Linked DNA regions of Homo sapiens: all the other regions are linked to region 3. The links are chromatin loops, found by intact Hi-C in ENCODE. Cell type or tissue: Caco-2. All regions are shown on one strand. Links, peaks and the distances in the headings refer to the core of each region. The heading gives the core; the rest is flanking DNA.

The links. Hi-C counts contacts between places; a loop is a spot of excess contacts. Peaks named below come from ENCODE experiments on the same cell type or tissue, not always from the same donor. Only the 100,000 strongest peaks of a DNase experiment are listed, where the experiment ranks them.
Region 1: a loop joins it to region 3, with 9 times the contacts of the local background. A loop is called at or near these places in 38 of 110 quality-filtered maps.
Region 2: a loop joins it to region 3, with 7 times the contacts of the local background. A loop is called at or near these places in 10 of 110 quality-filtered maps.

The regions. Positions count from the first base shown.
Region 1 is chr4:53,182,604-53,193,046 of GRCh38, reverse strand. All of the region lies in intron 4 of SCFD2 (sec1 family domain containing 2), which reads left to right. Among named protein-coding and RNA genes, the nearest start is that of SCFD2, 180 kb to the left of the region's middle. In Caco-2, for the core only: no CTCF peak of the experiment used is centred there; a DNase peak (open chromatin) is centred at 4,586.
Region 2 is chr4:53,115,029-53,125,471 of GRCh38, reverse strand. The region is part of intron 5 of SCFD2 (sec1 family domain containing 2); the gene reads left to right. Among named protein-coding and RNA genes, the nearest start is that of SCFD2-AS1, 190 kb to the right of the region's middle. In Caco-2, for the core only: no CTCF peak of the experiment used is centred there; a DNase peak (open chromatin) is centred at 5,661.
Region 3 is chr4:53,014,167-53,024,609 of GRCh38, reverse strand. The region is part of intron 5 of SCFD2 (sec1 family domain containing 2); the gene reads left to right. Among named protein-coding and RNA genes, the nearest start is that of SCFD2-AS1, 92 kb to the right of the region's middle. In Caco-2, for the core only: CTCF peaks have their summits at 8,575 and 8,777; DNase peaks (open chromatin) are centred at 4,619 and 8,788.

The sequences.
Region 1 (10,443 bases), core at 719-8,718, 170 kb before region 3:
AATTTATGCTTACAACTCGTTTACAATAAGGAGGTTGTTTTTAATTTGTATATTTTTATATTTCCTGAGTATGTAATCTTAGGCTTCATAATTTCTTTTGTGCCATTAACCATGTATAGATAATCAAACCTTCTTGGTGTAACATCCTTAAAGATTCTTATAAGATGCTGTTGTTTTGTAATATTTTTAAATGTGCTATCCTATTAGCACATTTATTATATATTACTAATATCCTATTAGTACACTTACTATAGTAAGATTAGCATTTACTATACAGTGACAGCTCTTCCATGACCTTTTACATCTGTTATCCCATTTAATCATCACAGCAAAACTGTGAGTAAGGCAGAGGAGGAATTACCATCCCCATTTTGTAGATAAGAGAGGATGAGTGACTTGCACGCAGTCATACATTGAGTGGGTCAAGAATGGCAATTCGTGGGGTTTTCTTTTGTATCGTTGCCATTTATTGAATAGTTCATGCTTTCCCCTCTGATTTTTTAAATAAACATTTTATTTAGAATACAGTAGTTTATGTTTACAGAAAAGTTGCACAGATAGTACAGAGAGTTCCTATATACCCCTCACTCAGTTTCCCCTAGAAAATTTGATTCTGACCTTGATTTCATGTTACTCTGCAGTAGGATTTAAATCTACGGCAGAAGGAGTTAAGAGTTTAATGAATCAAACAACAGAATGCAGGGAGTTAAGGGTTCATGCTTACAAACGATAAGGAAAGGTACTAGACTATATACAGCAGGACTTTCAACCCTTCCCTGGCCAGGCAGGCAGTAGAAACAAGATGTAAGACAATAGGGAGTCGTGGGGACAGTGGTGAACCTGAAAACAGGTGCCTAGTGTCAAGGGGCAACTACTCTTTAGTTCCTCTTTTTATTAAGCAGTTCAACTTCGGTGTTGCTTAAAGTTGCAGATTTTTAAGAGAAGTCAGCAGTTTGAATTTGTAATGGGAAATTTGTTAATTTTCAAGACACTCTTTTTGCTAAACAAAACATTTGACTCCCAGAGTCCAGAGCTGGGGATTCCTGACATTAAATGTTAATATTACTGTTCCCCTGTTAAGGCATGTGGGGACAGCCAGGGCTAAACTTATCTTTCCATTTACCTAGAGTGGTCTCTACTGGAAAGGAAATCAGGAAAAGAGTGCTCCAGGGACAGGGACTGTTACAAGCAGTAGAAGTGGGACTTTTTGCATCCAGGAAGCCCCTTTCTAATTGGTGCTTTCTGTTTTTCCAATAGACAAACCTTTTTGCAGTCACAAAGTGTGTTCCTATTGTTTTCTATGACAGTTACTTATTTAATTTCTGTAAGAGAACATATAACCAGCCAGGCGCGGTGGCTCACGCCTATAATCCCAGCACTTTGGGAGGCCGAGGCAGGTGGATCACGAGGCCAGGAGTTTAAGACCAGCCTGGCCAAGATGGTGAAACCCCTTCTCTACTAAAAATACAAAAATTAGCTGGGCACGGTGGCATGCACCTGTAATCCCAGCTACTCGGGAGGCTGAGGCAGGAGAATCACTGGAACCGGGGTGGCAGAGGTTGCAGTGAGCGGAGATCGTGCCACTGCACTCCAGCCTGGGTGATAGAGTGAGACTCTATCTCAAAAAAACAAAAAACAAAACCCATATAACCATAATTTATGAATATTTTCACACTTGATTTTTTTGCTAATGAATATCACTCAAATGTTATGTTCGTTTGTTTATTTATTTCTTATTTTTTGAGATAGAGTCTTGCTCTGTTGCCCAGGCTGGAGTACAGTGGCACGATCTCAGCTGCCTCCCAAGTAGCTGGGATTACAGCCACCTGCCACCAGGCCCAGCTAATTTTTCGTATTTTTAGTAGAGATGGGGGTTTCACCATGTTGGCCAGGCTCGTCTTGAACTCCTGACCTCAAGTGACCTGCCCTCCTCAGCCTCCCAAAGTGCTGGGATTACAGGCGTGAGCCACAGCACTCTGCCCTCAAATTTTATATTTAATACTGTTTTAGATCTAAAGCAAAGTAAATGCAACCCTTATACTTTCTGGTTATTGGTGTAGTTTTTTGTGATAACACATTTCATTTCTTAAATAATTTTTATGTCTTAACTTCTGTAATATAAGGGAATATTTTATAGTGATTATGGTTTTAAATATATTTATAGGAATTCTCTAGTTTTAACTTCTGAAGGAGTTCACAGACATAACCTTCTGTAGTTTATTTGATTGGAAAATCTTCATATTTAATTTGAATCAGAGCACTTCATGATTTAGTTGTAGTTCTCTTGTGTTATATTTCTTCGTTCATTTATTCAGCATCTATTATTTCCTTGGCATTGAGGATTCAACAGAGAACAAAAAACAGACTGAAATCTCTGCCTTCATGGAGTTTATCTTTTAGTATGGGAAGACAGATAGACGATGAAGAAAATAAATAAGTGAATCATATATTAGAAAGTATAATGCCGTGGATAAATGCCATGGAATAGGAAGTATTAGAGGTGGAGTAGTTTGCAATTGTAAAAAGGAGGGTCAAGAAGGCCTCACTAAGAAGGTGACATTTGGACAAACACCTGAAAAGGAATAGCCACTTGTATCATCTATTGGCAGAGGTTATAGCAAAAACAAAGGTCCCGAGATGAGAAGTGCCAGGTGTTTTCAAAGAGCAAGGATGCCCATGTGGCTGGAGCACAGCAGGCAAGGAGAACAGCCGAGGTCAAACAGAGCCTGTAGGGCCTTGTAGACCATGATAAGGACACATACACAAAACACACACGCCAACATCTGTCTATGCTACAGTTTCAGAGCTGTTTCTCAGTAGTCAAGTAGAAGATGCCAGTGATTGGGGATTATTTTTCATTATTAAAGTATTTTGTGCCTGTTGAAGATAAGGCTAAGGAGAAGATGAGGAGATACATTGACTGTTTCAGGAGGGATTCAGATCAGTTAAATATTGGAATGTGACTCCAGATTATCTGGTTTCCAATATAGAGTTAGACCTTTCTGTGTATTTTCATATCATGTTACTGATATCTTTATTATAGCATTCATGTTATTGTTTAGTTTGTATTGAAAATAAGTCCCAAAAGATTAGTTAATTCACGTATTCATTTTTCAGCAAAAATTTATTGGGTGATGTTGTGTTCTAGGCACTGGGTTAGGCTTTGGAGTAAGCAGTGATATACACTTAAGGATGTAGCCAATATTCTGGTGATGTATTCTAGTACAATGACAGTCACACAGATCTGCTTGGAGGTAGCATAGAGTAACCTCCTCCAGTCTATTTTGTGTGTGTCTAAAAGCAATTTAGGTAGTGCTATGCACTGAATGTTTGTGTCTCTTCCAAATCCCTATGTTGAAGCCCTAAGCTCCAATGTGATGGTATTTGGAGGTGGGGCCTTTGAGAGGTAATTAAGTTTAGATGAGGTCATGAGGGTGGGGTCCTTATAATGGGATTAGTACCCTTATAAGAAGAAATTAGAGAATTCCTCCCTTACTGCTCTCTCAGGCCCCGCCATGCAAGGATACAGCCAAGAAGGAAGCGAAGTTTGCAAGCTAAGAAATGTCTTGTTTAAGCTACCCAGTCCATGATATTTTGTTATAGTAACCCATGCTGACCAAGACAGGTAGATCAACTGGGGAGGGAAGGGACAACCATCTAACTTTCCTTTCCCCCATATTTATTGTCTCCTTTTAGTCTCATGTGACAGAATCTAAATCAGATGGTGATGAATAGCTTCAGGCATGTTTGGATCCAGCTTTTAAAAATAGTTTATCAGGAATCTGTTTTTCTTTGTTTTTTAATCCTACTCACTTTTTTACTGTTTTGTTTTTAGATATCCTCTTTCCAAGTGATGGCAAAGCTGTGCCCAACAGCAATAGCTTACATTCTTTCAGCATGAAACTCCAGCAAAAGGAACGTGCTTCTTTCCCAGGAGCTTAGAGAAAAGTTTTAAGGCTGATAATTCTTGTCACCAGTGGGACTAGCTTGGGCTATGTGCTTGATGAATATTTATTCTGTCTAGGGGAATGAATACATTGCATGAGCATTCCTGAGTTACCTGTCAGTTCCTGAAGTTTGGAAATGGAGGTGATCATATGAACCAAAATGGGAGAGTCCCCTAAATAAAAACTGGGTGCTATTATTCAGAGAAGGGGCAATGGATGCTGGGCAGGAAAAAAACAAGTGAGCACTGCATTTGGGATAGACTGGATAGACAATTTAAACAGTTATGTACTTAGACCTCCCCGCCCTTTTTTCTAGCATTTTGTGTTCAAGATTTATCTTACTAGATGGAATTAAGAATTTTCAACTAGGTCTATTCTCTCATTGGTTTTGAAAAGGCATGAGTTAATAGATTGCTTTCAATACTGTAATACCATGGCTTTCACTACTGTTTACTTTGGGAATCTTTGGTAACAGTCGTTAAGAATGAATGAACGTGCAATCTAGTTACATAGTGATGTGCCTGCTCCTTCCTTGCCATGTAGGGAGGATGGGGCTAAATATATTTGTATTCAGACTGGCTCCCTTATGAAGTTGGCCCTTTCGTAGATTTATTATGAAGTTGGAAAGCCACTAAACACACACACACACACACACACACACACACACACACACACACACACCAGTTTTGAAGTGTGAGGACTTTGTCCTCTAGCCTATTTTCAAAGTGGTTGAACTATTGTTCCCTTAGCTGTAACCAAGCATTTGAACTGTCAGGCAAAAGGTTTCTTTAAATTTGCAGAAAGCAATGAGTTACAGCGTGGGTAAACACAGATTGGAAGTGTTTCTACAACTATAACCATACAGATCACTAAATCTTCCATAATTAATGTTTGCTTTGCTTTTTCTTTTTGCTGCTGAGTAAGCATGAGATTAAGGTTTTAGCTTTATCCAGTACTGCTTAGTTATTTGTCTTTTTTTCTATTGCCATTTAACCATTAAGCATAGGATGTTCCCTTGAGTTGTTTTTTGTATTTGATTGAATTTTTCTGCTAAACTGCTTGAGCTGTTTCTGTACCAATAGAACCTGTGGGCTGAAGCTCATTACTGTATGACTTTTATAAGGAGCACAGTGCAGCCACAATTAAAGATATATTCTACCTGAACAATGGGCAAGAATATCTCTTGATGTTTAATTTTTCCTTTTGGAAAGATAATTTTTATTTTGTTAATTATGAAGATATGTTTATCATAAAGAATTTAGAAAATGTTATGGTTTTCCAAAGTCATCTATAATTTTATTACCTGGAGATAATCAGTGTTAGCATTTTGATATCTTTCCTTTCAGATCTTTCTTGTGTGTGTATATACACACACTCATACCTACACACATTTTGTTATTGTTGTTGTTTTAATGAAAATGGGACCATATAATAAGCTGTTATATCATATTTGTTTCATTTATGGCATTAAGTATCTCCCACAAGATCACAGCAGTCAGTTTTGTAAAGGTATTTAGTTTACTAACTAGTCTCATTGTTAGATCACTAGGTTATGTCTAGTTTTTCACTCTTATAAACAAGGCTGCAGTTTACATCTTTGTGCATATCAGTGATTATTTCCTTGGTATAAATGCCTCAATTTCCTAGGTCATAACATATGTACTTTTTTCTTTTTTTAGATTTTTATGGATGTATAATAATTATGCATTTTTAGGAAGGTATGCACATTTTAAGGCTTTTGATGGTTATTGGCAAAGTGCCCTCAGAAATATGCCAATTTAAGCTTTCCACAAGACTCTCTATGCTGTCCATTGCTTCACAGCATTGTCAATATTGCTGATTTAATAAGAAGAAAAATTTAATGAATACTTTCTAATTTCTTAAATAAGGTGTGTTTTCTCATGTTTTTCTCATTTGTATATATTAATGTTTTGTGAAATGCTGAGCTCGGCTTTCCTTTCTTTTCTACTGGAGTTTTAATCTTATTAATTTGTACAAGCTTTTCATGTATTTATGACAGTAATTTTTTTTTCTGTTTGTCATTTGATACTGATTGACTTGATTGATACTTTTATAGCATAAATGCTTTTTTCTTTTTACAGTCAACTCTATCTTTTCCTTAATTGGTTTGTTTTGAAATGTTTATGGAAGACATTATGTCATGCGTTGTGTTGAGAGCCTGATAGTCATTATCTCCTTCATTCCACTGTGCAACCGTGTAAGTCAGATATTGTCATCATCCCCATTTTACGGTTGAATAAACTGACTCTACAAACAGCAAATTGGGAATCAAAACCATGTAGCCTAACTCAGAGCTGGCTCCCTTGAACATTTATTTAATTCTTCTCTTGCTTGATTTTGCTCTTGGTGTCCTATTTAGGCCTTCTACCTCTAAAGATTTTGTAACCATTCACCTGTATTTTCTTTCAGTATAATTATGGTTTAATGTTTACCTAATATTTAAATGTTTTATCTCATGATCTCTGGGATCTCTTTTGTTCTGTCATCTGCAGAAACAGAATAACTGCTTGTTGCTTTTTATTCATGACTCTTTCTTTGTTTTTAGAGCTGCTGCTAAATTCCTTTCTTCCTTTTTTCCCATATTAATGCTAGTATAAGTAAGTTCAACAAACATTTTCTGGACATGTTCTTCGTGCAAGAATCTCTGCCAAGCATTGTAGGAATACAAAAGTGAGTAAGACAGAGTCTGCCTCCCCAGAAACTTGTGATGTAATGACAAGAAAGAGAAGCATTCATAAAGAGCTTTAGGGGGAACTATGGTAAGTCCCGTAAGAGATACACATAATATAGTGGGAAAAGGGGGAGGTAGAATATAATATGAATTGGGAAATAATTAAGGAAGGATTTGTGAGGAAGTGAAATTTAAACCAGATCTTGAAGGGTGGGAAAGACTCAGACTCTAAAACTGGGATAATAATAGCACCATCTTATAGGACTGTCATAAAGATCAAGTGAGTTCATACATGTGAAGCGTGTGAGACACTACCTGGCATGCAGTCAAGACCTAAGTCAATGTTAAGCACTGTTTTCATGATCACAACTTGAACAAAAGTTAGAAAAGTGCTGACTGTAGAATAAGGCCTACCCTGTAGATTTTTACTTACGAAGCAGAATATCCCTTTGATTTTTTTGTGTTAGTAGTTGCTGAATTGTACATTTCACTGTTTTCACAAAGTTATCCATGTTGCATCTCAAGGAGGGCAGGATATTTCTGAAGGAAAATAAATTTAATTAACTTGGAGCCAGTTTTATTAACTTTTATATATTATGCTTTTATTTTGAAAATTGTTCATTGGCTACTAATTAACCTTAGAAAGAGGTTTAAGAGAGTCTGAGAGCCTTAGTTAAAGATTGTAATCACAGTTAAATTTAAATATCTTCAAACAGTGATATATATGTTATGGGTATGCCTTTTATTACTCTTGGTAACTTAATAGAGTAATTCCAGCTTAATTTAGATAATAAAAAGAGTTTTAAAAAATTATATTTGATACTTTTGCTGTTTTGGGGACTTGCAGGTTTCTCTTGGTTGCTGGTAGGACCCTGCCAGGGAACAACAGTCAACATGAGAGACTAGGAAGCAGGAAGCTTGGAGTCTACAATAGAATTTTAAGAGCAGCACTATATAGCATAATGGAGTGCCACTTGAAATGAAATAAATGCGTTATAATTATTATTATAATTCAAAGCAGCTAAGAGTTACTTACTTCTGTAATATATCTAAAATGTTAGTTTCCTATTCAGAGCAGCATTTTCAAGGGTGCCATTCTTGGTTTCCTGGTGCCAAGTATTATTTTCGATTAAAATTGCCATGGTTTACTACAACCTAAGGGCATGAGATAAGGTGTTTTGTGATTATGGTTGCTATACAGTTTACTTATCATAAATTTAATATCACAAAGGATTATCATTTCAAAAGAATTTTGTTACTCTCTATATTTCTCTTTGGATTGCAGGTTCCACTGTGTCAGCCCCTGTAGCCTGAATTAAGTGAAGAATATTTTTCTCTCTTATCAGTCTATAATGTTGAGAGTCAATTAGCTATTGGTAATGTTCACTGGCTTCTATTTAGGGAGAGTATTTTTATATTTTATTTGTTTTTTTCTAAATGCTTTTTCCCTCTAGCAAAGAGATGCATCAAATTCATCACAACAAATCCATCTACAAAGAGAATGCTTGCTCACCAGGAAAGTTAATCTCTTGTAGCTGGTAGAAAGATTGTTTCATGGGCCCGCAGGGTATATTAGAGCAAGTAAGAAGTTTCCAAGCTTCTACAAAGCCTCATGATAACAAACAAGAGTAGTTCTTTTTGCATAGCACTATTGATACTTGACATGAAGTAAACAGTAAGTGAGGGATTGATGAGTTGAGTTCCCTATTGCCAACAGCTTGCTTAAGAGTGGTTCACCAGCCATCTCAAAAGGCCTTTGGACAAACAGAGTAGATATTAGTTAAATTTGCTAGGATATATCTTATGCTTTTCTAATAAATGGACCCTAAAATACAGTAGATATAAGCAAGATAGAAATTTTATTCTTTCTCATGTAAAAATCTCCATCAGTGGTCTAGAGCTGGCAATGCAATTTCTTGGTATGAGGGTTCCAGTTACTGTTGTTCTGCTGTCTATACTATATCCATTTTGTGGTCCGAAATAGCTGTTTTAGCTCTTGAAATTATTTCCTGATTCCAGAGATCAAAGATAGAAACAGAAAGGAACAGATGGGTAGAGTATGTTCCCTTTAAGGTGATGACCCAGAAATTGTAATTTCACTACATCTCCCACCCTCCCATTGGCAAGATCTCACTTCCAGGACCACATCTAGTTGCAAGGACTGGTGGGAAATGTGGTCTTTTTCCCTAGGTAACCATGTGCCAAGCTAAACGGGTGGTTATGTTACTAAATGATGTAAGGAAAATTGAATATTTGGGCACAAGAAACAATCTCCAATACAATGGCCTTTACCACTAGTTATAGTACGGAAAGTCAGTGACATAAATTACATTTTTAAATGGGATATTTTTCTAGGAGTAGGTTACGTTATCTAGCTAATTTTGTAGTCTCTGAAAGGCATTTGTTGTATTAGGCAATGCTGATGAAACTGGCTACATCATCATCCTTGCTTGGATTAACTGTTGTATGTGCTTGCTCAGATTAACTGTTCTGTGTGTCATTGTTATGCAGATATGAAGCCAAGAACATGCAGCCTGTTATATGTTCAGGACACTTTTGAATGAAGAAATGAAAGCTAGTACAACTTTGTTCTAAAAGGTGTTTCTTTATAACTGTTAAGTAGTTTCCATCATCCTAGTAGCCAAAATGTAAGAAAGATGGAAGATTTCATAAGGGTTCCAAAGTTTAGGCATGTTCTTATTTTAATCCTGTTAAATGTTAGTTTTCATTTCTTTTTTTTTTTAATTTTATTATTATTATACTTTAAGTTTTAGGGTACATGTGCACAACGTGCAGGTCTGTTACATATGTATACATGTGCCATGTTGGTGTGCTGCACCCATTAACTCGCCATTTAGTATTAGGTATATCTCCTAATGCTATCCCTCCCCACTCCCCCACCCCACAACAGTCCCTGGTGTGTGATGTTCCCCTTCCTGTGTCCATGTGTTCTCATTGTTCAGTTCCCACCTATGAGTGAGAACATGCGGTGTTTGGTTTTTTTGTCCTTGCGATAGTTTGCTGAGGATGATGGTTTCCAGCTTCATCCATGTCCCTACAAAGGACATGAACTCATCATTTTTTATGGCTGCATAGTATTCCATGGTATATATGTGCCACATTTTCATAATCCGGTCTATTGTTGTTGGACATTTAGGTTGGTTCCAAGTCTTTCCTATTGTGAATAGTGCCGATATAAACATACGTGTGCGTGTGTCTTTATAGCAGCATGATTTATAATCCTTTCGGTATATACCCAGTAATGGGATGGCTGGGTCAAATGGTATTTCTAGTTCTAGATCCCTGAGGAATCGCCACACTGACTTCCACAATGGCTGAACTAGTTTACAGGCTCACCAACAGTGTAAAAGTGTTCCTATTTCTCCACATCCTCTCCAGCACCTGTTGTTTCCTGACTTTTTAATGATCGCCATTCTAACTGGGGTGTGATGGTATCTCATTGTGGTTTTGATTTGCATTCTCTGATGGCCAGTGGTGATGAGCATTTTTTCATGTGTTTTTTGGCTGCATTAATGTCTTCTTTTGAAAAGTGTCTGTTCATATCCTTGGCCCACTTTTTGATGGGGTTGTTTTTTTTTTCTTGTAAATTTGTTTGAGTTCATTGTAGATTCTGGATATTAGCCCTTTGTCAGATGAGTAGGTTGCAAAAATTTTCTCCCATTCTGAAGGTTGCCTGTTGACTATGATGGTAGTTTCTTTTGCTGCGCAGAAGCTCTTTAGTTTAATGAGATCCCATTTGTCAATTTTGGCTTTTGTTGCCATTGCTTTCGATGTTTTAGACAT
Region 2 (10,443 bases), core at 1,661-9,660, 100 kb before region 3:
GATAAACGGGAAAATTTCAAAATGCTAGTAAAAGAGAATAAGAATGAAAAAGGCTTTAGATCAAGATAAATAAAATGTTACTCTTATAATATTATAACCGAAATGATCTCATCTGACGTGTTATAATATGCTGGAAGAAGAAGATCCCTTCTGTATTCTCTCCTCAGGATTTAAATAATTTTAGACCATCTCTATCATAAGTTATTTTCCCCAACTGTACTATATTTTAATACCATTTCCTATGCCTAAAATACATTCCCTGTTCCCCATTCTTACCTATAAAACTCCCACTCATTCTTTAAGATGGAACTCATATGTCACTGCCTTTCTTATTCCTTCCCTAATCATCCTAGCTCAGAATGACCCCTGTGCCTCAGTATTGATTTGCGAGGATCCTAGGGACTTATATTTGTATTGCCACACAGGGTTGAAATTTATCCACATGTGTTCCTTCTCCCGGGGTGATCTTGGGCAAATCACTTAATCTCTCTTTACCTCCGTTACTCCATGTCTAAAATGGGGATATAATAGTACCTATCTCAGGGATTGCAGAATATAGTTATTATTGTTGTTTGTTCTCTCTTCTATTAATTAAGTTCCTTGAGAGCAGTGACTGTGTTCTCCACCTTTGCATTTCTAGCTCCCATCTGAAAATGGTGGTGCTGAAGGAAGGAATGAACAAAGAGTTTTGACATTTTTATGATGCTCTTCACTTTTCTCTTCTGATTTGGTTTAAACTCAATGGAGGCTAGATTTATAGCTGATCCTTTGGGGTCTAGACCTGGTTCTAGGATGTTAGCTAATGAGGGAAGTATTTGATAATGACCAATATTTTCTAGAAAAATATTCTTTCTTTATAAAACTTTGCTTACACTATCATGGACTTTCTTCTCTAATCCCGATAAGCCAAATATTGTAATAATATATCATCTTCTTGACAGCGAGTCTAGTTATTCTTCCCCCAAACCACTTTGTTCATCTAGAATTGAGTCTCCTATTTTTCTTTCACACCTACATATTTGGAACTGATTTTCTTTAATAATAACTTCACAAGAGAAGGACACTTAACCTATGCATAGTTAAGATGAACTTACTTTCTATGCTTCTTTTCTCAGAAGAAAATTTTATAGTTTGATCCTCAGCTTTCTCTGGCCCAACCATGTGAAGTTTGGTTATCAGACACTATTAATTTGCCTATATAAGTGGAAGATTTGGTGTCTGTTTGTCAAATACTTGGTCCTGTGTTCCTAGCATGCCAAACAGCACTGATAGGAATTAATATTTATTTTACACCAAAAATGACCAGATATAGCACCAAACCACCCTGTGGGATGTCCTAGCTCACTGGTCTCATAGTCTAAAGCAGGAAAGCAATATATTGGACCCTCTAATAGGACAAAGCCCTGACCCCCAAATATTCTATTTCTATGGACTCATCACTAGAGTACACAAAGCCTTTGGACTCTTGCTTCCTAGTATGGGACTGTTGTTACCACAGAGGTACCTATGAAAATCCATTTTAATTCTCCTCTAGATGGAGTGGTTTCCAAGCACCATTCTGCAAGCCAGAATCACCTGAGACGGTTGTTAAAAATACAGCTTACAGGTCCTACCCTAGACCTACTGAATCAGAAAGCTGAGGAGGCCTGTCTGAAGATCTGTGTGGAACTGGAGCAGTGTGTTCTGTCTGGAGCTCCCTTGATCAAGCATGAGGAATGACTTTCCTTTGAGACATCATCTCACTTGAGCTACCCAGGGCCTTGCCCTTTCTTCTGGAGCAATTAAGGTCCTAGGTCAATGAGTGGGGTGAGAGTTGTGTACTTGGAGGGGATCAGTTGAGGTTTTGGGTTTTAGTAGCATTTTGGGCATCAACGAGCATCACCTCTTATAGGCACACAACTGGCACCTTGCTAGGAATGTTTGTCAGTGCCCCCCCCCCACCCCCATCTCATGTTAGCAGCAAGGTAACCCTTAGGGCACTGGTTTGGCTGCTCCCTCAGCTGTCTCTGGCACTGGACAGTCCCCACTGTTGGTTTCCATGGTCTCACAGTCACCTATTCATGCATTCCCTCTCTCTTCCCATTTCCTTAGCCAAACCGGAAACATTTAAAAACCTAGCCTGGGAGTGAGAAAGCTCTATATGTACACAGCCTAATCTTTTTGCCCTTTGCTTAGACTAATGTTGTTTAAACTTAATGTTCAAGTGTTTGCAAATCTTGCTTTCTGTTTCTGCAGAAAATAATTCGTGTCTAGCTATCAGGCTAGGATAGGGTGGAAATGGGGGGACAGAAACATACCTTGCAATAGAAGAAATGAAAATGAAAACTGTAAATATCCAGCATGCTATTCATTGAAAATGTGAATCTGTAATGAAAATTTTGTCTGGAGAGAGTGGGTCAGCAAAGTAGTCCTTCAATAGCCATTTAATAGGAGCAGTAAGGGAGTATTGGACAGGAATTGTACGTATATTCCAAATAATCTCACAGTTCAGAAATAAGCCCTAATTTTTTTGTATGAATAAGCCATAAGTTTATTATGTTAAAAATATAAAATAATATAAAATTAAAAATAGAAAACATGAAAAATAATATAAAAATAAGTTGACCATAATAATATTAAACATGAAAACATTTAGAATAAGTACAGCTGCCATTTACTGAGTGCCTATAAAATGCCTTGCGTACTTTCCCTCATTATACCTCATAGCAATCCTGTGAAGTAGGTGTTACTACCCAGTTTACAAATGAGGAAGACTGGGCTTAGAGAGGTGAACTGACTTATGTGACATCACAAAACTATTAGGTGAAAAAATTACAATTCAAATGTAGGCCCATCTGGAGTCGAAGTCCGAGTTCTTTATGTCTGCGTGTATTGCCTACTAATTCTGGACCGAGAGGCTCCGACATTCCCTCCCCACCTATTTATTCTGCTTATTTCTCTTTGTTTATTGTGACACAGCTGTGCCATTTAGTGGCTGAAGTTCTTGGCAGGATAGGGTTTATGCTGAGGCTCTTCCTTCCCTTTCATGTTGAGTGAGCTGCGGCTTGTCAGCATGTCAGGGTTCAGAGGTCAGAGTTCAGGATTTTTTTTTTTTTTAGACGGAGTCTCGCTCTGTCACCCAGGCTGAAGTGCAGTGGCACAATCTCAGCTCACTGCAACCTTCACCTCCTGAGTTCAAGCAATTCTCCTTTCTCAGCCTCCTGAGTAACTGGGATTATATGTGCCCACCACCATGCCCAGCTAATTTTTGTATTTTTAGTGGAGATGGGGTTTCTCCTTGTTGGCCAGGCTGGTCTCAAACTGCTGACCTCAGGTGATCCACCTGCCTCAGCCTCCCGAAGTGCTGGGATTACAGGCATGAGCCACCGCGCCCAGACTAGGGTTCAGAATGTTTTTTGCTTGGCATCAAAGTGAGTGAGTCTGGGGAAGTTTATTCCTTAGGTGATTCCATCAGGTCAGAATTGGGTTCAAATGGATAATGTGATGTGATGATGGCAGCTGAAATTAAAAGCAAGAACTCACTTTGGGGGAAAAAAAACAAGAAAAATAAGAGTGACCTTGGTAGCTGCTTATATTAGCATTCTTGATTAATGTCTGCTTTAAAAAAATCACACGGGTAATGCAGCTATAATCATTGTACCAGTCATAACCAATTAGTTATGTTTATGTAATATGAAACAATATGCAGGCAGGGCTGCCTGGAATCCCACTTTCTTCCACAAAGGGAGTCAAGATCACATGGATTGCCACTTCTGCCTGTGCCTTGCCTTTGCAGGACACTATTCTGATTGCGACCAGGTCTGTTACGTAAGCACCGCATTCAGTTGGCTCTGCCAGTAATTCACAAAGTTACTTCTTTTGTGGACGTGGAAGGGACCTGAAAGAACTGTCCATAACAGCATGTTCCCAATTCAATCAGCCTCTATCCTTCTACGCCTCAGAAAAGAAACTGGATGGCAGGCTCATAACCAGCAAGCCCTAGCTGTTCTGGAGCCCTGTTTTGTTTGGCCTACTCAGTGTTTGTGATAACTTTCATTTGGAGCCCAAACTTGAACAATAGAGACTTCACATGAATAGCTGGATTTTGTTTGTGTGTTTCTTTTTGAAAAATGCAAGGAATGGTAGGAACTGGTGGGAGTTGAATCATGGTTGCCCCTTAGAAGGGGCCTGTGCTCCCAGCCCACCCCAGAATCAATCCCTTTCATTCTCTTGTATTACGTGTGGGCCCTTAGGTGCAGTGGAGTTTATGGCCTCTGCTTTCCCTTCACTGTCATGTTTTCCCTCCACCACCCTGTTGGTGGAATAAAAGATTATAATGAGCGACAGTTCTGATCAAATTGGAAATAGTTCACTTATCATTGTGTCAATTTTTTGTAAACAGGAACTCAAGATCCACACAGTTATAAATGTCCTTAGAGGCCCAGAAATGTATCAAGTACCGGATATGGCACGTAGTAGCCGCTTGGCAAGCGTCTATTGAGTGAATCTACGAATAGAACTCCTGAGTGTGTGGGGACTCAGGGTCATTTGTTTGGCTGGAAGAAGAGACCTTACAGGGCAGTTTGGGAATATTAATGACACTCTTTAAGTACACAAAGAGTTTGGATGACAGCTAGCAATTTTTTTTCATTTCCATAAAATACAGGATTTTATTTTTATTTTGTGATGGGATACCTTGGCCATGTTATACCAACACCCTTCTGGGGGACATTAAACTTTGGTGACCTTATAAAATTTCAATAAATTTTCTTTTTCTCATCCAAGCAAAATGTCCTCTTGGGTTCAGTTGGGTATGACGCCTGACAGTCTCTCTAACCTGATACTGTCTATTTCTCCCAGTGTGGACTGTGAAACAGGGACCTCTGTGTCTCTGTGCCCCAGAGACATTTGATGTTAACCATGAACGCTTATACTGTTAATAACATTTAGGTCCTGTCCTACAAGGAAAAATACAAGTTATTAATGCTTCTATCACAGTGATTTAGGACTAGGGCTTCATAGATTGACAGGGTTTGAATCTTTGTTCTACTATTTGTTCATCATGTGGCCCTGAGCAAGTTATATCTCATTGCTGTGGCTTAAGTTTCTCATCTGCAAAATGAGTATCCCAGTAGTAAGATCATAGCATAGTTAGAACAACGCCTTAAACATAACCTCCAGTAAATGACAGCTGCCATTCTGGTGGTAGTAATGATAGCAGAAGTGATATCTGTCTTAAATTATAAAAATGTGCCACTAAGAACTTTTTTTAATTTAGTTTTTTGTCTCTTTTCCCCCAGCTTTATTGAAGTATAATTGACAAATAAAACTGTGTGTATTTAAGGTATAGTTTTCGTCAAATGCGTTTATTACTTTGAGAATTGCACAGCCCTTTTGTCACTAGACTGTAAAAATATTGGATACATTTTCACCCATTAGTGTGTGATTGAGTTGGATTTGGTGAAACAAGAACCCTTCAGGTATGCATAGAAGGGGCCCCTTGCTTTCCTGGTTATGACAGGCAGAGGAGGCCTGTTTGAGGGAAGGTAATTATCTTCCTGCAGTAATTACTTTTCTATAAAAATCCAACACTCTCTCACCCCTGATTACTGAAGGAAAACAAAGCTCTGGTTTCTGTGTGAGCTCCTTGTAGTGAGAGGCCAGCATTGGAATGTGGTGTGATGTCACTGCTGATTGGCCCCAGGGTTCTGGGTTTCATCTGTGTTGTTGGAATACCTCAATTTATCTGTTTTCTACAGGGGATTACAGCACTCTTCAGGGGTTTGGAAAGTTCTGAAATGAAAGCATACTTCAGGGGTAACACATGCCTATACCAAACACTGGCAGTCCTCACAGGGCTAACAGTATATGCTAACCTTATGGAGACTTTATTTTTTTCTTAACCATCAAACCACAGGAGTTTTAAGCTGGCTTTATTACCATCTCTTCCTCTGATCCACTCCCTTACTTACTTTGGGCAGAAACTTTATTTTATTTTTATTTATTTATTTTTTGAAACAGTCTCGTTCTGTCGCCCAGGCTGGAGTGCAGTGGTGCAATCTCAGCTCACTGCAGCCACTGCCTCCTGGGTTCAAACGATTCTTGTGCCTCAGCCTCCCAAGTAGCTGGGACCATAGGCACCCACCACCACACCTGGCTATTTTTTTTTTTTTTTGAGATGGAGTCTCGCTCTGTTGCCCAAGCTGGAGTGCAATGGTGCAATCTCCGCTCACTGCAACCTCTGCCTCCCGGGTTCAAGTGATTCTCCTGCCTCAGCCTCCTGAGTAGCTGGGATTACAGGCATGCACCATCATGCCTAGCTAATTTTTGTATTTTTAGTAGAGACAGTGTTTCACTATGTTGGCCGGGCTGGTCTCGAACTCCTGACTTGAAGTGATTTACCCACCTCGGCTTCCCAATGTGCTGGGATTACAGGCATGAGCCACCGTGCCCAGACAGAAACTTGATTTTAGTAGCAAGATTACAAATGTTTATGTTGGGCCTCTTCTTTCCAGTTACTTAAAAATGCATTTCAAGTCTCTACTAAGTAACAGTGAATTCTATCAGAGTTGTTTCCCAAAGTGGCTTTTGTTCCCCCATGTGATATGGATACCACTGAAACAAAAGCCTTTTATTTTATTTTTTTTTTACGTAGATGCCTTGTAGATTATAAGAGGGAATAGATATAGTGTGGCAGTTAAAAGGCAGAAGCAGGGAGGGAAGTCTTCTAGAGTCAGAATCGAATGTATCCCTGCTAATTATGTCTGTGACCTTGGCAAGTTCTTACTTCTCAGTTTTGTCCTTTGTAAATCAGAAGTCATTTGTGTCCCGCCCTCTGGGTGGTGGGTGGGATCACTGCTCAGCCCACCCTTAGTAAGCACTCAGCCACTAATATGTTACCTTTATTACTGCTTTACTGTTATTGTACCTTGCTGTAAACTGAACCTGGAAGAAAATTCTACTTATTGCAATTATGAGATGTCATGTTTTCAAAGGATTTTCAAAATACTTTTTTTCTGATACAAATATTTGATTTATCTCTCTTTGTGATTGAATCTCATTTCAAATTTTATTGACCACCACAACCTCTTTATTTAATCAATAACTACTCAAAGACGGAGAAATGCAGTCACCAATATGACTTATGTCACTTAATTTTAACTACCAGGAGACCACGAACTGCTTGAGCTGGTCATTTCATCAGTTGTCCCTTATTTACTGAGCACCTACTATGTGCCAGGCAGGAATGGGTTCTGGGAAAACAATGGCAAATAAGAAAAAATCCCCTGCCCTCAAAGAGCCTGTGGTTTAATGGCAACATTACTTCTTACTTGTGTTTGTGTCCATCTCACATTTTTGTGTCTCACATTTTTGTTTGTCCATCTCACAAACACATCTCACATTGTGTTTGTGTCCATGTCACATAGTACCTGGCATACAATACTGATGCTCAATCAATGTGGGGTTGTTTTGGGTGAATTGAGTGCAGCTTAACTGAAATGGAAGTCCAGTGCTATTTCTGGAAATTTTCTTTAAAAAAATAAGATTTTTCCATGAAAAGACCGCCTTGTCTTTATGTTTTATTTATTAACAATCCCAATCCATCTGATTGGATGGAAAAATGAATCTAGCTGATTACCGTTTTCTTGCTTTTTAAAGAAGCCCTTTGCTGTGACTCTATTTATATAAAATTGCATGTGGTGTTTTGGTATATCAAGACATGTTTAAAAGAAGGTTTTTCTAAAATATAAACCAAGGTTGGGACTTGCTCTTGAACTTTACTGTACTTTACAGCATGATGAGTTCCTTCTCTAGTGTGCACAAAACTCCTGGTCTGCCCACAAACCAGCAGCCTTCCCTTCTACACCTCCAGATAAAGAAGAAAGGCAGTGGATGGTGGGATGGGAAGGAGGTGGCGAGAGGAAGACATATTAGGTGCTTGGCTTTGTATGGAACACTGTATGTGTTTTTTGTTTTTTGTTTTTTTAAATCACCTCTTACCTTTGAGGTAGATAGTGTTGATCACCTGTACAGATAAGGAACCTAAGGCTCAGAGGTTAAGAAACTTTCTCAAGAACACTCAGTAGAGAGGTAGCAGAGTTAGGATTTGAGCCCAGGTTTGCCAACCCCAAGCTGCTGTATATGGGAACAAGAATGCACCTCTTCTCTATCTAATAGATATTCTTGGCTAAGTCTTGCAAGGGTGAAAATTGTCTTACTCCAAGCTGCTCTGGGCCAGGTAAGACAGATCACAGGAAGTGGTAGGTTAAAATGTGGCCCCTCTTGTGCTACTCCTGTGTTCAGCTCTCCTGGGGTGGGGCACAGCAGCTTGATAGGAGTCAGCGTGGTCTGGAATTCCCTCAAGTTTCCATGGTTTCAGTTCCAGTACACAGAGTGCTACTCTCCTCCTGTAGAAAATGAGAAGCACTCCTCTTCTGAGTCTATTTCTCAGGATCTGTTAGATAAGATGCAGAAGTTTTGTCTAGGTCTAGTTAGAAATCTTGCATCTTTGGTTTTCTTTCTTCATCAGCTTCTTCAACTTTCATTGCATATGGAATTCCAGGATATCTGTGACAAGGTGATGGTACTTAGAGGCTCTGTGGTTGCTTTAAGACCTGTTGGCATCCAAAGGATATGTTAACATCCATCTGCCTTCTACCATCTCCCTCAAAACCCCAAATTACTGTGCTAGCTCTGTTATTTGTTGAGAAGTATGTGACTCAGGGTTCTTTTCATTGTCAGATATGAAAGAAAATCCAACTGAATTAATCATATTTATTGGTTCACAAAACCCAACTCTCCAAGGCCATCCAGCTTCAGGTATAATTGGATTCAGAAGCTGGAACAGTGTTATCAGGACTCCATCTTCCTTTACCTCTGCAAGTGCTCTTCTGTGTAGTATATCCTGTTATGTCTTATGTAATTGTTAGCTGTTCACCAAATATTTCCAGCTTTCTTCCTTTTGGGTAGGATTCTGCTTCTCTGTCCCCTGAAGTTAGGTTTGGCAATGTGATTTACTTCTACCAATAAAGTGTGGACATAAGAGGCATGTGGCACTTCTGGGCAGAAAGCTTTTAACAGCCAGTACATTATTTATTATGTCCCCCTCTTCCTACCATGGCAAACATTGAAGCATGTATCAAGATGGGGTGGGCCTTCATCAGCTTAGATGCATGAGTGATATCAACGAGCAGAGCTTCCCTGCTTGTCACTATGAACATTTAATGTGAGAGAGAATTTTTGTTTTACTAACTGACTGAGGTTTTAACATTTTATTATAACATAATCCTTTCTATCCTGACTAACATACATCCTCTATGTTCATATACAAATGAAAACAAAAGGAATTTCTATTCTGGTTGCTCAAAAAAGTGTCCTAGTATTAACTCTGAATAGCTATGGTTAGTGATGTTCCCAATTTCTGAACGAATCCTGTGTTCTGATTGGCCAGGTCAAGGTCACATCTTTATCCTTGAGTCAGAGGGGAAATCAGCCCATCCAATGCTCATGGGCAGAGTAAAAGAGATGTAGGTACCCAAAATAAATAGTGATATCAGAAAAATGGAGGATGAGTGCTAGGCAAATTAAAACAGCATAGGTCTTCTATATGATAAGAAAGGAAACATTTCTGCAGCATTTTATTTTTATTCTGGAGCAGGCATCGCATTGTTAGACCTTTTAGAAGGTCAGTGTCTTTCTAAATCTATTGAAGAGAGTTTTATGGTCTTCTTTATTGCCATACTATAAATAGATATGTCAGGAAAAAGTTATAAATTTGAAGCCTAAAGTAGAAATACCATGTCAGCCCATATCCACTTGTCAGTAATAAAAGTAAAAGATTAAAATACAAATGTGACTACCTTTCCTTTTCTCAAGTTTCTTCCACAGTATCACCCAAATTTCAGCCTTTATTCAGCTTTAGGGAAGATACCTCCAATGAGATGACAGGTCTGCCCTCTCTGTCTTTGGATTCTTACAGCAATTGATCTGTCTACCTCTCACTGACATTCATTAATTCTGCCTTTTAGGACTCAAGATGAAAGCAAATTTTGTACCACTTCCATGTGTGTGGAAGCTTCTAGGATGGACCTGGCACTAAGTAAAGAACAGGTTCTCACTGTATATTTTTAAAAATTTAAAGATACCCTGACTCAGTCTTTTCTTCTTTGGGTTAATCTTATCATGTTCTTTCAGTTTTTTCTTGAATTAGTGTTTCTAAATCTCCTAACTGTACTGTTTTCTCCTTCTTGTGCTCCAATTTGTCTATGTATATGATTTGCTTTCATTTAAAAAAATTCAGTCTATAATCTCTGTCTTTTGTGTGTGTAGACCACTTACATTTATTGTAACTATTGAAATGTTTGGATTTAGGTCTACCATTTTATAATTTGTTTTCTGATTATCCCTTCTAATTTTCATTCTTCTGTTTTCCCTTTCCTGTGTTCTTTGGGGTTATTTAAACAT
Region 3 (10,443 bases), core at 1,036-9,035:
GCAGAAAGTAGTGGTCTCAATTTGGCACTGGATGGCCAGTCTTCAAAACAAGTGAAACCAAATATCTAGAAAGAACCAATAGTGTCTTAGCCTACCATTTATTCATGCAACTATTCATTCAACTATTTATAGCTTGCCTACTTTATGTCACTTCCCCTCAATCTTCTTTTCATCTCTACAACCATTTCTTCAATATCTTCCTCCAAGTTGATTATGCCATCTTAAAAACAGGGCTTTAAATCTCATCTCTCAACCTATTACCTGGGACAAGCTGGATGAAAAGCCTTTGGTGTTCAGTGTTTGTTAGCCAGTTTGAGTTAAATAAGAAAAGATTGAGCCAGCCACCACTTCTTTGGATTTTTTCTGGGGCCAAATGTTAGCCTAGAATCCTTCTTTTTGGGGAGGTAAGTGAATCTTCAAGTCTTCAGGTTTTCTTGTGATGGCTAGCACTTGGTGTCAGGGTTTTAGAAGCGCAGCCACAAGAATTTAATGAAAGCAGACTTCTTGAAACCAGCAGGTTTCCATTGGTTGGTTGTTTCTAGATGCCCAAGAATAAGGCTGCTGCTGACTGTGGAGTTTGTGTTCCAAGCCAGCCTCAGATTCATTTGAATTACAGTGTCTCTAGAACTCTGGCTTGTCATCAGTAGGGCTTCCCTCCACCACCACCCCCAATCTCCCACATTCTCAATGTCGAGATGAAGTTTTCCCTCAAATGATTAACTGCACATGGTAAGAGTATGTCATCCAGTGGTGACAGAGCTCATACTGAACAGAGCTACTGTCCATCTTCAGGTTTCAGTCTAGAAACCTCTGAGACTAGCACTTGCAGTTGCATTTATTAATACTATGCCTCATTCCAAAAGACGTCCAAAGCAGTTTGCAGAGAAACAGACTACAAAAACAGTGATAATACCAGGGCAAAAGAGAATAGAAAACGTGAAGCTAAAGGTATGATAAAGAAAATCATGGACTTTAATTCATGAAATAAAATTCATATGTCCTATATAGATGAGATTGATCTAGATTTGACACAGCTTCCTAGCAGCCAAAGAAAAGTGAGAACTAAGATTAGTTAGAATTTGGGATTGTGAGGAGAGGAAGGGGTCTAATATCACAGCAATCTGCCCACCCAGACACCACTCTGTGAGTAGGGGCTAAGCCTCCTGAATTCTTGGTACCTCCTACGGCCATACCAATATTTTTAGGGCCAGGTTCACATGGGTTCATGATTCCTTTTTCCAAAGCGTACCTTTGGAAACTGATATCCAAGTTTTCCAAAGTGCAGTTTTGGAATAGAGAATTCATTGAATTGGAGTCACAACCCATTGCAGATGTCAACTCCTCATCTTAGCAATATTCATCTTTGGGGGAGCAAATTCAAATCAGAATGAAGGAATGAGATGTAGCTGCAAAATTAAATGTAATATCACAGGAAAGGACTTTTCCTCCCTGGAGTCTAGTTTTACATTTAGACCCACGTACCCATGAGTCTAAGTATTTCCTAAACTCTCTATGCACAAAGGTCTCAAGAAGATAACAACAACTCATGATCACCATAAATTAAATCAATTGCCTGTGATGCACTAAAGAGGTTTAATGTGGCTCTTTTAGCCTTTTGGATAGTTTTCAAAATGCCTGTAGAAGCACTGCTTTATAGATTTACCTTGGCGCCCCATTCATTCATTTATACAATAAATAATTCTCACACTCTTACTATGTGCCAGGCACTGTGCCAAGCACTAGGGATAAAGCAATGAATAAAAATGTCAGTCTCCACACCCCTACAGTTATAATTATTATTTTGTTATTGTTACTTAACATTAAGAAAAAAACTTAACTCTTGTTGCATTTTCTTCTAGCCAACCAACCAGCCTCTTAAGTATTATCTCATTTCTATTTTGATCTCTAAATTACTCTGTGAGGTAGTCTGGCAGGAATTAATCCCCTCTTTAGAGATCAGGAGAAAGTTTAAAACTTGCCAAGGCCACGCAGAGCAGGGATCCAAAACCAGTTCTCCCAACTCTAAGGCCTAAACTTTCTCTCTTAGACTATTCTCCCAATTAGGCATTTTCCCTTCATTTTCTGACCTCCAATTTGCTAGATGGAAAAGGATAAGCAGCTCTTTATGATACTATAAATACAGATATACAGATTTCTCAGAAAACCAAGCAAGCAAAAAGGAATAATTGGAACACACGTTATTTTTAGACTGCTGCCTGATTTAATGTGAGCCTTCAATGACCTTAGAGGCCCTAGATGGGGGATCAGGCATATTTTCAGGGCTGACTTATAGGTGGAGGGGAATAGAAAGATACTGTGTTCTTATTCTTTGTCACTATCAATTTAAAAGTAAATTAAGTCCCCCAGTAAGAGAAAATAACATTTTTCCATGTTTGTTCCTTTTTACATGCATCTCTCAATAGTTAACATTTGACATCCTTTTGCAGTCCAGCCTCCTTTCCCAACTTGCCAGGGATAATATTTTCCCTATTCCCAAAGCCTTGAAGAACAAGAAATTATAGTGGAAGTGTTTCTGACAACAACACAAATCACCTGACAACATCCCCATTGGCATTTACCATCATGCTCTATGATACATGGACCTGTGACCCCCTCCTCATTTTTCACACCAGGATGCTGGCATCCAGTCATTGGGGTAGAACTGGCTCAGTAATGTTTTCCATCTGCTGGCTTGGCACCAGTCATCATAGAGTGTCACCTGGGTTCTGTCTTACAGTTTCCAGGGCCAAGGTTAGGGATGCTACAGAAGAACAACTACATATTCTTCTGTCGGCACTGTGAACAAAACAAGATTTTGCTGAAGTATCTAAAATAAATTTACTGGAGGAAAAAAAGTCTAGTCAAAAAGTTCAGAAATGCTTTTTTCTACCATCTCTCTTCCTTTCTTCTCTCCCACATCTTCAAATCCTGATAGATCTCGAATGTCACCTTCTCTAAGGAGCTTTTCCCAACACCCTCACCCTTGACTTGCCGCTGCGCCCCTGGAGAACTTAATGCATACCGCATTGCATTGCCATTATTTATTTGTATTTTCCTCTCTCCCACTAGACAGTAAACTCTTCAAAGGAGAGTAGCCACTGTATCTTTTAAAGTTCATAACATACAGTATGTTTCTGTTGAGGAAATGATTTGCAAGTTTAGAAAAAATTAGTAATCTCTGTTAGTTTTAAACTAAACCTACAGGAATAAATTATGTTGAAAGTTGCTATTATTAAAAATGAAGTACTTTAAAATGTTTTTCTTCTATAAAATGTTAGAAATAGGAAGTTTATTGTTTTGGGTTTCAAGTTATCCTTTTAAAGATACATTTTTAAAAACAATTGCAATTTTGTGTTGTTGAAACTCACAGGACATGTAAAATTATTCAGGTCATTTAGATTTGACCTCAGACATGTGGCAACTCTGTCATGAATTAAAAGGCCCAATAAGTTTGTGCTTATCATTCTAAAATGGGTTTCTGCTTTACTTGAAAATTTCACATTATTAGTATATTGTCATCTAAAAGATGTACATGCTTAGTCAAGGTAGAGCTCATTTCTAAAAGAATGTAACACTTTTAAAATATCTACCACTTCGATGATGGCTTGCACAGTTTAGGGTTACATGATGAGGTGGCCACAGGAGCAATTCTGGAAGAAGGAATGTGGGGCAAAAATTTCACTTGAACAGAAGCCAAAACCACCCACCCTAGCATTAAGACCCTTCACACCAAATTTTCATCAAAGGGCAGGAACAGGTAGTCATGATTTGCTCTCATTTAAACACAGCCTAGGCACCCTAGCTCCATCTTGTTTAATCCATGGTTCCTAGGACTATATATGGGAAGTCTTTATCTGCCCTGTGTGGCGGTGGTGTATTTCATTTGTACCCTCGGTCAGTCACATGATCCTTCCTATTTGCAGGGGAGGCTGGGAAACGTGGGCTACTGTGTACCCAGGAAGGAAAGGACTGTGCTGAACAGCTATCTAGTCTCTGAGATCTGAAAGCATCTCACAGGATAACTTGTTTCAGGCATAGGGTCATGGGAGTCGATGAGGGTATACCAACACCAGAGCTATTTGAATGATTAGGATTTAGTGACTGACTGGATGGGGATGTAGAAAGACAGATGATAAGACTGACAGTTTCTTAACCTTTCCCTATCTTTGTCCTTTTGAGGCTCTCTGAAAATTATTTCTAAAAAACAACTGGACAAGGTTCTGGATAGTTGTCTGTTGCAAAGTTGTTCTGAAACAGTAACCGATTAACTCACAAGATGTGTGTAAACTGGCTTTCCACATCCACTCTAGATCATGTGAATTTTCAGAGGGACCATAGTTTGATTTGAAAAGGCATCATCTAATTAATGTGAATTAACATTAGCAAGTACAGTACTGTTACAGACACATTAAAGGCTTTACAGAGAAGAAAAGTCATGAAATGACATGCTAATTTAGTATGTGGGCACCGGAAGAGCTATTACCTATTCAAAAATAGTTGTAAAAGAAAAGAATCAGCCAAGACAAGCTGGTTGCTAATGGTTTTAGTGTGGGAGGAGAAAACTGCATTGCAATTCTTGGCTCTGAGTTAGGGTCAGGAAGATCAGTAGCCCAGCGTTGACCTTTGTGTTTGGAATCTTTCATATTGACTCACCAGACGCTTGTAATTTGGTGAGCCAGATAACAGAAATGTAGACAAGGTCTCTGTGCCTGAACTTTAAACCTCCGAGTAGCTTGTCCTTTATGATAATAATTAGCATTGCTTGGGATCTAAAGCAGAGTAATCACCTAAGACCTACCATATTAATCTAAATTAACTCAGTAAGTTACCACCAGAGAACCCACTGGGAAAATGAAGGTGGGAAGCTGAGAAGCTCAGCTGCATAACTTTATATATTGTTTGTTTGTAAGTCTGTTTGGAGGTGATTTTTTTAAGTGATATGTCTCACAGAAGGAAAGAATTTCAACAACGTTGATACAATCACACATTTACAAGTGTCAGGGTTGTCCAACCCCTTTGAATCCAAGAGGAACTTTTACTCCTTATTTCTTCTCCTGATGTTGAAGTAGTAAGTGTTCTTTTATAATCAGGCCAATGGTATTATTTTAAATTAAGTAATATCTATTTATGGTAGAAAAGTATGAAGATAAACATTTTAAATAGAATTTATTCTCACCATCTAGTCACTGTAAATATTTTGATAAACTTATTTCAATTCATAAGCATATACATATAAGTATCTATCTATCTATACACCTACATAAACAGGGCTTTAAATACAAGTTAATCTTTATATGAAAGGTACTTCCCAAATTATTCATTTTCAAAAGTTTGTTTTTAATGTTGTATTATAAGATTTACTATTTTTTATTTAAGCATTTTCCTATTTTTGTACATTTCAGCTGTTTCCAGCTTTTGAACATCCTTGTGCATAAATCTTTGTCCTTATCTTTGATTACTTCCTTAGGAGAAAGTCTTAGAAATGGAATTACTAGGTCAAAGGTTATAATCCTTTTTAAGGCTCCTAATATCTATTGAACACATTGCACCCTGGGAAATTTGCTGCAGTTCATTCCTATCATCTGGGTATGAGAGGACCCATCTGACCAAAATCATTCCAACACTATTATTCTTTACTTATCAAGTAGAAATTGGACATGTTAGGGCCTCTATAGCTTTACGGGCTGCTTTGCTTCCTAACTGGCCATCTTGAGTATACACTGTGAGAGGCTATCACAACAAACCTTATTATGGCTATCCTTAGTCTAAAGGTGAACAAGAGCGTACACACCATCATTGATGCATCCTGCATGAACACATGCACTGTCTTGTTCTTAATGAGCAAGGTCAGGCTGGCGTAAGTTTTGTTATATTTAGATGTCCTAAGCATCCTTTGGGAGGGTTGTGTTTGGTCTTCAGGGTTGATATGCTGGGTCTCTTTCCCAGAAATGTCTGGCCTAGCAATAAAGGAAACTCCAAGCGTGAAAATTGCACTTCATGGGCCCAGTGGAGTTTTCCTGCTGACATAGAATTGATTGACTAAATATAAATCACTCTGACTTGAGTGATTCTGTCCACTCAGGATGAATTGGAGAGAAATCACCAGAAGGAAATTGGCCTCTGAAGTGTGAGACATTGGATTATTGCCGTCACAAGCAATGCTTGTCAGGAACATTGCATTTTTGCCTTATTTCGGATATCATGTTATTTGGAGCAATATTGGATTTGCCGTAAGATTTAGATCTGTCTTTTTCTGGGTGTACATGTTCTATCAATTCCTTTTCCATTTTAGTAATCTGTGAATAATAGATTTATGATAGTGATGGTTTATAATGCTTGGTTTATTCTGTAACAATATCAAATTTTCATCAACTTTTTCTTAACTGCTCAACAATGTCACAGAAATCAATTAAATGATTAAATAAATATGAGTGTCAGGCCCTATCATGAGCCCTGGGGTTGAAACAGTAAATAAAACCAACAAAGCTCTAATGTAAGCCATCATGGAGCTTACCTTCTGGTATGGGAAGACAACAAACAAACGCATAGTATGTCACATGCTGATGATAGCTCTGGAGAAAAACAGAGTTAAGGAAAGAGAGCAGGATGGATACAGAGTGGTTTAGCAGTGTGCTGTTCTATATAGGATGGTCAAGAGAAGCCCTACTTTAAGGAGCCATTTGTATAGACCTACAGAGAACTGGGCTGTGAGCCGTTTGGATACTTTGGGGAATGACCTACCAGGTAGACAGAATAGCAAATGCAAAGGCCCTGAAGTGGTGGCTTGCTGGGTTTCTTCAAGGAACAATACCCAGGAGGGTGGAATGAGCAAGTGGGAGGAGAAGGAGAGGTGGCAGAGCTCAGTGCAGGTAGGGCCTAGTTTGCCTTCATGGGGATTTTGGCTCTGCATGAGAAGTGTGTCACAGAGGATTTTGGGCAGACCCAACCCAGTGGTCTTTATACTACAACAAATTGGTCATTATTTTTCCCAAACATTAATTTTAAAAGAACTTGATCTTACTAATGTGGGATATTTTAAAGTCCATATTCTCAGGGAATCTAGATGGAAATTGAAACTTAAAAGATAAAACATAGTTGGGTCAAATACTTTAAGATGTTTTCCTTAGGTTTATAAAACCTGTATTGCACCTACTATTTCATCTGTCATCTTTACTACAGATATAAAACAGATAGCAGCAGCATCAGAACTTTGGGTGAGTTACCTCACTATTTCACACAGTAAGTTTTCATTTAACTTGTTTTTATTCATCTTCTCTCTCCTTGTTTTTCATATGTGATTTGAATGTTTCGCACGTTTATTTCTAGTGGGTGAAGAAATATGTGGTACCATTGCATAACTACCTCCACCCCTGGATAATTGTCCTCCTTATTTTTAGGAAGCAGAAAATAGCCTATTGTGTTATAATTAGCCACCGGTGCCCACCCAAATATGATTACTATGGCAAGAACTTTTGCTTCTTTTTGTGTGTGTGTGTGTGTGTGAGACGGAGTCTCGCTCTGTTGCCCAGGCTGGAGTGCAGTGTTGCAATCTCAGCTCACTGCAACCTCTGCCTCCTGGGTTCAAGCAATTCTCCTGCCTCAGCCTCCCAAGTAGCTGCGATTATAGGTGTGCACCACCACGCCTGGCTAATTTTTTGTATTTTTAGTAGAAACGGGGTTTCACTGTGTTAGCCAGGATGGTCTCGAACTCCTGACCTTGTGATCCGCCTGCCTTGGCCTCCCAAAGTGCTGGGATTACAGGTATAAGCCACCGCACCTGGCCAGATCTTGATCATTTTTAAATGTCCTGAAATACTTGGGAAATCTTGAAAGATTCATATTTCTTCAAGATCTCTAAGCAGTTTTTAAAAAAATCCCTACAAGCTCAGTTAAAACTAAATGTTCTAAACAGTGAGAAGTATAAATTTTCTTTCACCTGTCTTCTAATTAGAGCCTCTTACTCATCTGTAGCACGAGTCATTTATTTTGTCTAGTACAAAGAATATTTCGAATACTCATGACTAAAGAGCTCAGGAGTTCTAGCTAAAGAAGAATCTTGAAGCATTGGAGTTTTGAAAATCTGCATAAAGATTTTGAAGATTTTTTAAAGATTCATATTATAACAGTATACCGTTGGTCTAATTTTTCTTAATCTACTAAAAACGAAATAGCACAGGTCAGATGTGACTTGCTTGCTTTCTGCTCCTGTACAATCCAGGAGTGTTAATCAAAAAGCAAAATTTGTGACATCAGTTTTATTTCCATGGCTACTGATTGTAATATTACAAACATGAGATTACTGGCTAGTTCATCATGAAGGTTAAAGAAGATTCCTCCTTGGATAGGATCTCCAAAACCAACACCAAGGGGAATATTATCAGAGCTGCTTCCAGCAGCGTGTCCTTTCAAAAATGTTCTCATTATTCTGAGAGCTTTGTTTTATTTTGTGAGGGTTTTTATCATTTGTTGTTGGTGGTTAATATTTTAATTTTATGTGCTTGTTTGTTTTATTTATTCCTCCACCCCAGGTGACCGTGTAGGAAAATGGTTATTTTAGATGTTAGAAGCCCCTCTGTTAAGAAGCAGTTTCTGCCTTCGTTTAATTCTTCTTCCACAAATAAGATTTATTTTGGAACTTCAGTCAAAAACATCTGTACTTTGTACAGGACAAACATCTGCCTTCCTACAAGAGCTGCTGGCCTTCCTGATGTTAGATAAATGCATTTTGTTCTTTGAAAGCCCCTCATAGAGAAGAGACTGTACAATAAGAGAAGCCCACTCATTCTTGAATCCAGAGCGCCTCGTTGTGGCTCAAACATGTTACTACAGAAGACCGTTTATCAATTTGCTATTTCTCTTCTCCCCAAACTTAATCAGTTTTAAAGGTAGAATATATTTTAATAAATATATTATTTGACCATGCCATATGGTCAAAGCTTCCAGGAACACATAGATATGTGTTACCAACTTGGAAGATAAACTGGGGTTGGGTACACTCAAGTTATTTTTCTAATAGTGATGGAAGACGTGTGCTGATAAGTTTTCAAAGTCTTATCTGAACCGCCTGATGACTGACAACGTGCGTTTGAGAGATTTTGCTTCTCCTGGGAAGCTTGCCCTGATTCTCCTGCTGCTTCTTCCAAAGGTTCGTTTTGTTTTTTGGGTTTTGTTTTTGTTTTTTTGCATATTTTCCTGTACTCCTTACTAAAAATTCTTCAGGGCAGAGCTGCTGTCTTACCTTTGTATTCTCAATGCACAGCACAGTGCCTGGCAAATAGCAGGTCCCCAGTAACACTAGATGAATGACAGGTGTTTTAGGACCAACTGTGGTGGATCAGAAGAATAAAATCCATAATCCTGGCCTGTGTCCTGACCATCCAAGTATATGGTTAGTCTTTATTACTGTGTTTTTTTGTATTTACTCTGTTAAAATTACCTTAAATATAGTGAGCTTTGCTTAATGAGAAACTGATGTAGCAAATAGCAGACCCTGTAATACAGCTGGTCATTTTAACACAGTGCCTTTTCTCCTCCTGACTCACTGACTTTTGGTTTGTTTTGCTAAATCATTACCTTGTAATGTCTAGTTTTTATTCAAAACAACTGCTACTAAGTACTACACCAGTAAAACGTTCTAGTGGATATTATAAATTCAAAAATATTTCTATGTACCCTTATAACAGGGAATGCTGAGTTAATGCGTTTTTCACAAAATAGAGATTCTCTAACCATTTTTTGGTTGTCCCCTTACCGTCTGTACCAAAGCAAGCTATGTAGGACACTGTTTTTTTCAAAAGGTGCATTTAAGTATGTTTTAAGAATTGAGGTATATCCCACCAAGCTCGTGTATTTATTCAAGAAGCATTTATCTCCTGTTATATGCTTGGCATTGTGCTGGAGTTCTGGAGGTGGCTAAGACAGTCCTTCCTGGAGCTCACGGGGGAGCCCAAGGAGCCCTAATATCATGTGATCTGTGCTATAACAAGGACTATAAACACAGAGGGCTGAGGCAGCACTTGGAGAGGGTTGTGCCTATGAGGTTCTTGATAAATGCTGAATAAGCTGAATTCAGGGCCTTCTCAAGGTGAGTGAATCACCTTTGTGTATTGCAAAGGAAAACTAAGAATAGTGTCTTGGATGACAGGGAAGAATAACTGTACAAATAAATGTTACATACCACACTTAAAAATGTCAACTTGGACAAGGCAAGTAAGGAACACATGGATTTTAGGTGTGGCCAGTGAAAATCAGAGACTCTGACTATAATCCCTTTCTAACCTCCCCTTCAGTGCGTAACTAACACTGTTTTCACAAAAACTCTGAAACTTTCTTTTCCAGGCTTTTATACAAGTTGTTTCTTTTGCCTGGAACAATCACTGCCACTCCATCTCCATACCAACTCCTTTCACCCTGGAGGAAGCCTCCTCTGTCTCATAGCACTCT